2 separate regions of the Mus musculus genome follow, and region 1 is linked to region 2. A link is a contact called in ENCODE Hi-C or POLR2A ChIA-PET data. All regions are on one chromosome and are shown on one strand. Each heading gives the region's core, a stretch centred on a gene start or an enhancer-like site at or near the end of the contact. The rest is flanking DNA. Distances are from core to core; before and after follow the strand shown.

Evidence for each region. A loop is a pair of places that touch in the nucleus more often than their neighbours do. ChIA-PET counts read pairs that join two places held with the same protein, here RNA polymerase II (POLR2A).
Region 1: a loop to region 2 is called in a map of left cerebral cortex, with 2.1 times the contacts of the local background. The contact joins the promoter of Cars here to the promoter of Nap1l4 in region 2. A Hi-C loop is called at or near these places in 1 of 37 maps with a recorded cell type or tissue (left cerebral cortex). POLR2A ChIA-PET finds 5 or more read pairs at or near these places in 4 of 5 experiments (Patski and embryonic stem cell).

The regions. Positions count from the first base shown.
Region 1 is chr7:143,598,595-143,601,970 of GRCm38, forward strand. It overlaps Cars (cysteinyl-tRNA synthetase), which reads right to left and starts at 1,496. Exons shown (of 23, transcript NM_013742.5): 1 at 1,388-1,496. The coding sequence starts at 1,412. Gm15579 (a long non-coding RNA gene) reads left to right here and starts at 1,510. Exons shown (of 2, transcript XR_870064.3): 1 at 1,510-1,619; 2 at 2,029-2,264.
Region 2 is chr7:143,547,491-143,550,807 of GRCm38, forward strand. It overlaps Nap1l4 (nucleosome assembly protein 1-like 4), which reads right to left and starts at 1,630. Exons shown (of 16, transcript NM_008672.3): 1 at 1,552-1,630.

The sequences.
Region 1 (3,376 bases), core at 246-2,745, 51 kb after region 2:
CAGAATCCAGCAAGGCCACAGTAACCACAGAGCACCACAGGATGCCTGAGAGATCTTGGAGACAGGTAACTGAGAAGTCAGAGCTCACATCTAATTTCTGGCTTCATCACAGAGACTAAAACCTACACTAAGCATTCTGCCTTTGAAGGCTTGCTTCTCACCTTCCAGGATATGGGCCAAGGCCTTTGCTCTTTCTAGAACCCACTTGCTAAAAAGATGAGAAAAGACACTGCTCTTCAGCGATCTGCCAAGGCCCAGGTCTACCCTGGGGTGACGTAAGTGACTGCTTTCTGAGGGAATCTCCCAATTGGCAATAAAGTAGATTGCCAATGATGCTCTGACAGTGATGCTCTGACTGGACAGGTCTCTGTGGTGACTGCTGACCACACTGGAGATTAAAGCCTTCATAAATCCCCAAGCTCTTTCATGTATGCGTACACGGAGTCCCTGCTTCCTCTGCCCTACTTCCCTAAGTACCAACCTCATGTGCCCTTCCGCCCACCTGCTTGGGCAGAAGACCAAAACAATCTTTGGGCCTTTGCCTTACCCCCAAAGTCCAGCCAGGGCAGGAGGGGGAGTGGTGAGGTCTCATCCAGGTACCAACTAGAGTCAGGCTATTTGAAACAGGACCATCTCTCCTATTGCTGAGTATCCAAGGAAACTTTAGCCTTAACCCAATCAAAAAATTGAAGCTGAGGAAGGGAGGCACTTACAAGACAGGAGTCAGGTCCCACCAAGGAGTACTCTAGCTTCAGGGAGTCATGGCAGCCACCCCCAGGTCCTGGCCTGCCACTGTCCATTGAGACGCTGGCCATCCCCAGAGCTTTGGTTTTGCACTGCCCACTTGGGCCACGGCTGTCCCCACAGGCTTACCGGAGAACGTTTTATCCCAGAGCCCTGGACTGGATACTACTCACCTGAGGATCCATCTCTGCCCACTCCAGTCACTGCCTAATCCAGATCTCTAGCTTGTCACTGCCCACCTGGGCATGCACTGTTCCTAGAGCCCTGACCTAGCCACTGCCCAACCCAATAGCCTCCACTCTAGAGCCCTGGCTGGTCACTTCCCGCCCAGGGATCCTCTGCCGAACAGCCTTTGCCTGCCACTGCCCATTTAAGCCTTTACTATCTTCGGATCACTGGTCTGGGCACTGCCCACTTAGTCCATGGTTGTCCCCACAGACCCGACCTGAGCACTGAGTCCCTGGGTCTTGCTGCCCCCAACCCCTGGCTCGCTTGGCATTACCCACTCGTTCCACCGCTGTCGCCACAGCACTGGCCTGGGCACTGCCTCCTTGGACCATGCTGCCCACACAGCCCCAGCCCGGTACTGCCTACTCGGGCCATGCTTGTACCCAGAGCTCCACAGTCATCCCGCAAACCTCACCCTGCTCCGCGGAGGAACCTGCCATCACTGGGAATCAAGACCCGCGGCCGCCGCCACAGACGCCTTCCAGAATCTGATGCAACCGCGGCGCCGGAAGTCCCGCCCCACCAGTCGTCTTCCGGGCATGTCCAGTAGCTAGGCAACTGCAAACTGACGCCGACGTGGGGCATGATGGGAGAATACTATGGTTTACGCTGGCGCGGAACTTAATAGACACCAAAGGGCTAAGACAGTGAGAAGCGCAAACCCGGGCTGCTGAAGAGGGCTGGGAGGGGCGGGACGAAATGGGGGAGTGGGAGGGGCGAGGAGCTGGGTAGAGGGGCGGGGCAAAACGAGTAGAGATTAAAGAGATGCAAGGGAAAGGGTGGGGCAAGGGACTCAGCGACTGGAGGAGAGGGGCGAGGAAGACGCCTTTTTCTGAGACACTCTCCAAAAGGCCACACAAGCCTGGAAACAGGTGGTTCCTGTTACACTCTCTCCTGAATCCTTTTATTTCCTGTGTGTTCCTTAATTCCTGATGTCGCCTCCCAAGACACACCATCAGAGGGAGGTTTATGAGAAGAAATGGAAAGTATTATTTTAGAAACATAGCCAGGTATATAGCGAGACCCTGTCTCACAATTTTTTTTTTTTTTTAAAAGCTCCGTTTTGAGGTTGGAAGATGGTTCGGTGGTCAAGAGCACGGCTGCTCTTCTGGAGGACACCGGTTTGATTTCTAGCACTCACAACTGCTCACAACCGGTTGTAACTTCAGTTCCATGGGATCCTAACCCTCTTTTGATCCTTGTGGGCTTTGCATGCCTGTGGTGAAAAAGACATGTGTTGTGTGTGTGTGCAGGGAAATAAATAAATACAATTATATATTCTGGTATATATATATTCTGGCAACCATGGTCTTAATTCCTGGAAACTCAGGAGGGAGAAGCAGGCAGTTCTCAGTGAGTTCCAAGTCAGCCATGGCTCCATAAGAGACTCTGTCTCAACATAAATAAATAATTAATTAAAAAATAATTGATACTTGGTAATATGTATTGTTTGGTTATGTACCCTTGGGACAAGGGACTGAGGTGCAAATTTTATATTTCAAAGCAAACCTGGCCTCCAGGTTCTCTCAGCATCCCTCAGTCCCTACCTGGCATACCCTTGCTGTAACCCTGAACTTTCCAGCCCAGGGGCTGGACTGCCCTTCCCCCAGAGGCTCTTCCCTATATAAACCAGATGTTTTGGTCTTCCTCATCGCTCCTCCTGTCTTCTCTATGTTCACACCCTTTCTCTTTCTCTCTCCTCCCCCACCATGGTGACTTCCTTGGCCTCAGTCCTTGGGGCCAGTGAACTTTCGCCTGAGAGCAGCTTCCTAATAAACCTGCCTATATGTACTCTAATCAGGCTTGAATTGGTTCATTTCATGGGCAGCAGAGAAATAATGTATCACATAGGTCTTAGTTAGGGTCTTACTGCTGTGAAGAGACACCATGACCAAGGCAACTCTTATAAGGACAACATTTAATTGGGGTTGGTTTACAGGTTCAGTGGTTCAGTACATTATCATCAAGGCAGGAGGTGAGAGTTAGACCTCTTCAGCTGAAGGCCGCTAGAAGACTGGCTTCCAGGCAGCTAGAATGAGGGTGTTAAAGCCCAAACCCACGGTGACACACCTATTCTAACAAGGCACTCCTAATAGTGCAACTCCCTGGGCCAAGCATATACAAACCCATTATATACATACATAAAGTATTAAACATATTAAAGTGATCAGAGCATATATTGCTAACTTCACAACTTTCTCAAAAATACTGTATTTTTGCTGCCAGTACTTTCTTTTTAAAGTTTTTGAGATAATTTTTATTTTACATGTAGAAATGTTTTGCCGGCATTTACATCTGTTCAGTGCCTGAGGAGGCCAGAAGAGGGCAACAGACCCCCAACAACTGGAACTAGAGACACCAGTGGTTGTGAGCTGTCACATGGTTACTGGGAACCAAAACCAGG
Region 2 (3,317 bases), core at 380-2,879:
ATTCTATATACTCAACTACACAAAGCCAAATGGCCAGCTCACAAGCCATGATTTCTGAGAAGATCCCAAAATACATACATTTTCCCCCAGAACTTTGGTAATACAATTCCAGAATTTTCAAAAAACGATAAAATCACTATTATTTTCACCAGCTATTCTATATTAACTGTGAAAAACAGTTCGGGATTTAAAGCTAAAACATCAAAATGTGTTTAAATGTTATGACACTGTGAACCAATATTGGTCAACTAAGGGGGGGGGTTGAGACCGACAACTGAGTTTTACAGCATCTACTTTAGTTAAAATGATACAGCTGTAGACTACCCGACAGGTGAACTATACTCTAGTCCTATCAAAGCCCTGCTTTCTCTGAATCTTACTGTTCATCTGAATATTTGTTTCAATACGTTATTTATTTAATAATAAACATTTATTATTAAAACTGAGCCAGATTAAATCTATTTGAATTTAGATGCAAGGTACCATCACACTTAACCTATCAGGGACTTAATTTGCAATACAGGTCGAATACTCCTATACCAAAAAAAAAAAAAAAAAAAGAAGAAGAAGAAAAGAAATCAGAACGTCCCAAAACCCACTTCTTTTCGAGCACATTTTGGATTTCCAGATTAGGTACGCTCATCTGTCAGACCTACAAATATTCCACAAACCGAACCACTTCAAAACCCAGGCGTTTCTTGCTAATGCACAGTCAGCCTGTTGCACCTACATCACGTACTATTGTGAATGAGTTAAGACACGTCAGGAGCTTAAAGGAGCCCCTGGTGTGTAGTAAGCGGAGATTAGTCACCGAGAGGAAGCAACTACTATGACAGGAAGGCGGCAGTAACTTAAAAGCATTTAACTTTTGGACCAAAAACTTAAACTTGAGTCTTTTTGCTGTGGAATATGCATATGCTCGTTACCGCAGCGCACGCGCCGGAAGCTACCGCGGAAATTCCTCCAAGAGGCAGCGAAGCAGAGTTGGAGGAAGTGCGGGCCAACTTGCCCCAAGGATACCCTCGGAAGAAGGGGTACTGCTGACGACCCTGAACCCGTTAGGGGCGCCCGGGTCTGAAGGCTCAGTGTGTGTCACTAGGCTGGCTCCGCCTCCACCGCAGGCTCAGAGAGTGAGGTCTGGCTCAGAGACCGGGGCACTGTGCGGAGAGCATGCAAAGCCCGGAAGGGCGAGGCGGCGGCCCAGTAGACCCCTTCCTTCCCAGGCGCGGTCTGAGACGAGGCGTACCCAGGCCCACCTCGCTGGGGAGGCCTTGTCCTCTCAAGGAACCGCCTGCGCCGCTTCGCGTGGGTTCTCGGGCGGCGGGAACAAAGCGCGCTGACCTTCAGCCGGGGGCGGGGCTGCACGGAGGAGGGACCGGCCCGCCATCCGCCGCCACCCGCCACCCGGACCTCTGACCCGGTCGCCGCCCGCCTCTGCTCGCCGCCATGGCGCGTCGGCCTGCCCGCGCCGCCCACTCCTCCCCGTCTCCGCCTCCTCCGCCCCAGTCCCTCGCCAGCCGCCCGCCGCGCCGTTACCCGCCAGCACCGCACCTCGCGCCTCCTGCGGCAGTGGCGCCTGTCCTAAGCTCGCTCCGGGGCTGCACCGCCGTGGTCGCCAACAAAACCACCTGCCATTGGCCGTATCGCCGGGCTCCACCCTCTGCGAGCAAAACGGGCGACGAATGGACAATAGAGCTGTTTATCAACTGCACCAGGCACTAGGAAAGGCGGTATCCAATCAAAATCTGTTGAGGGAGCACGGCGTCCAGCCTAAGCCCGCGAGCTATATGTAGTTAGAGTAGTGACGTGTGTTCCGGCGCACGCGCAGTTCGTGCTTCTTTAAAGGGGCTGCTGGGCGCGCGTGTAGGACTTTGGGCTTGTTACAACCTCTAGGGTTTGAGCTTCCTGGACCACATCGGCAACGCTCTTTCCAGATTACTTACAACTCCCTGCCTTCCCCCGGCCTGGGAAAAGCACCGCCTACTTCTCAAGGCCTTCTGACCCTCTGTCTACAGTGCCTGCCTGGCATGGGACTACCCTTCTGATAGAAAAGTTCAGCACATCTGTACTGGCTGGTTTTGTGTGTCAATTTGATACAAACTAGAGTTATCTGAAAGGAGGGAGCTTTGAGAAAATGCCTCCATAGGATCCAACTGTAAGGCATTTTCTCAATGATTGGTGGGAGAGGACCCAGCCCATTGTGGGTAGTACCACCCCTGGGCTTATTGGTGGTGTCTGTAAGAAAGCAAGCTGCACAAGCCAGTAAGCAGCACCCCTCCATGGCCTGTGCATCAGCTTCTGCCTCCAGGTTCCAGCCCTGCTTGAGTTCCTATCCTGACTTCCTTCAGTAATGAACAGCAATATAGACGTGTAAGCCAAATAAACCCTTTCCTCCCTAACTTGCTTTTTGGTCATGGTGTTTTCATTGAAGCAATAGACAACATCTGATAAGAATAAATAACTTGCTTGCAGATAATGTGTGTTTTCCTAACAAATTCTACGAACAGGGCAGTTGGAAACAAAGCTGGGTATGGTGCAACATGCATGCCTTCAATCCCAGTACTTCTGAGATAAGAGATACAGGTGACAGAATGAGCAGTTTGTCACTTCCAACTATGTAGCCAGTGTGGGGCCAGTCTGAGCAACATGCAACCCTGTCTGAAAAACAAAAACTTAAAATGAAGTGTGGTTACTGAAGGCCAGAAGGTCTACAGCATTGTTTTTCTGTATTACTTCTCTTTCATTCTTAAATTGGAACTATGTATAAACAGTTTCGCTTACAAAATTAAGGAAAGTAAATAAGCTCGTATGTTTTTACTTACATTTTTTTCTGACATACATTTTTTTTTCCTGACATTTTGATTGGTTAGTGGCTGGTTTTGCTTTTCCACGACAGGGTTTCTCTGTGTAGCCCTAGCTGTTCTGGAACTCGATCTGTAGACCAGGATGCCCTCAAACTCACAGAAATCCACCTGCCTCTGCCTCTCCGGTGCTGAGATTAAAGCCGTGCAGCAGCACCACCAGGTTTTTACTTCATTTTTATTTGGGGAGTGGATGTGGTTAAATCAGACAAGTATAGAAAATAGTTTGGTAGCCAGGGACTTATTTGGTTTGGACTACACATAATGCTTTTCTAATAATGCTCTGGGCAGTGTAAAAGTCCCCCCAACATATTTTTAAAAAAGATTTATTTATTGTATATAAGTACACTGCAGCTGTCTTCAGACACACTAGAAGAGAGCATCAGATCCCATTACAGATGGTTGTGAGCCACTATGCGGTTGCTGGAATTGAACTCAGGACCTCTGGAAGAGCAG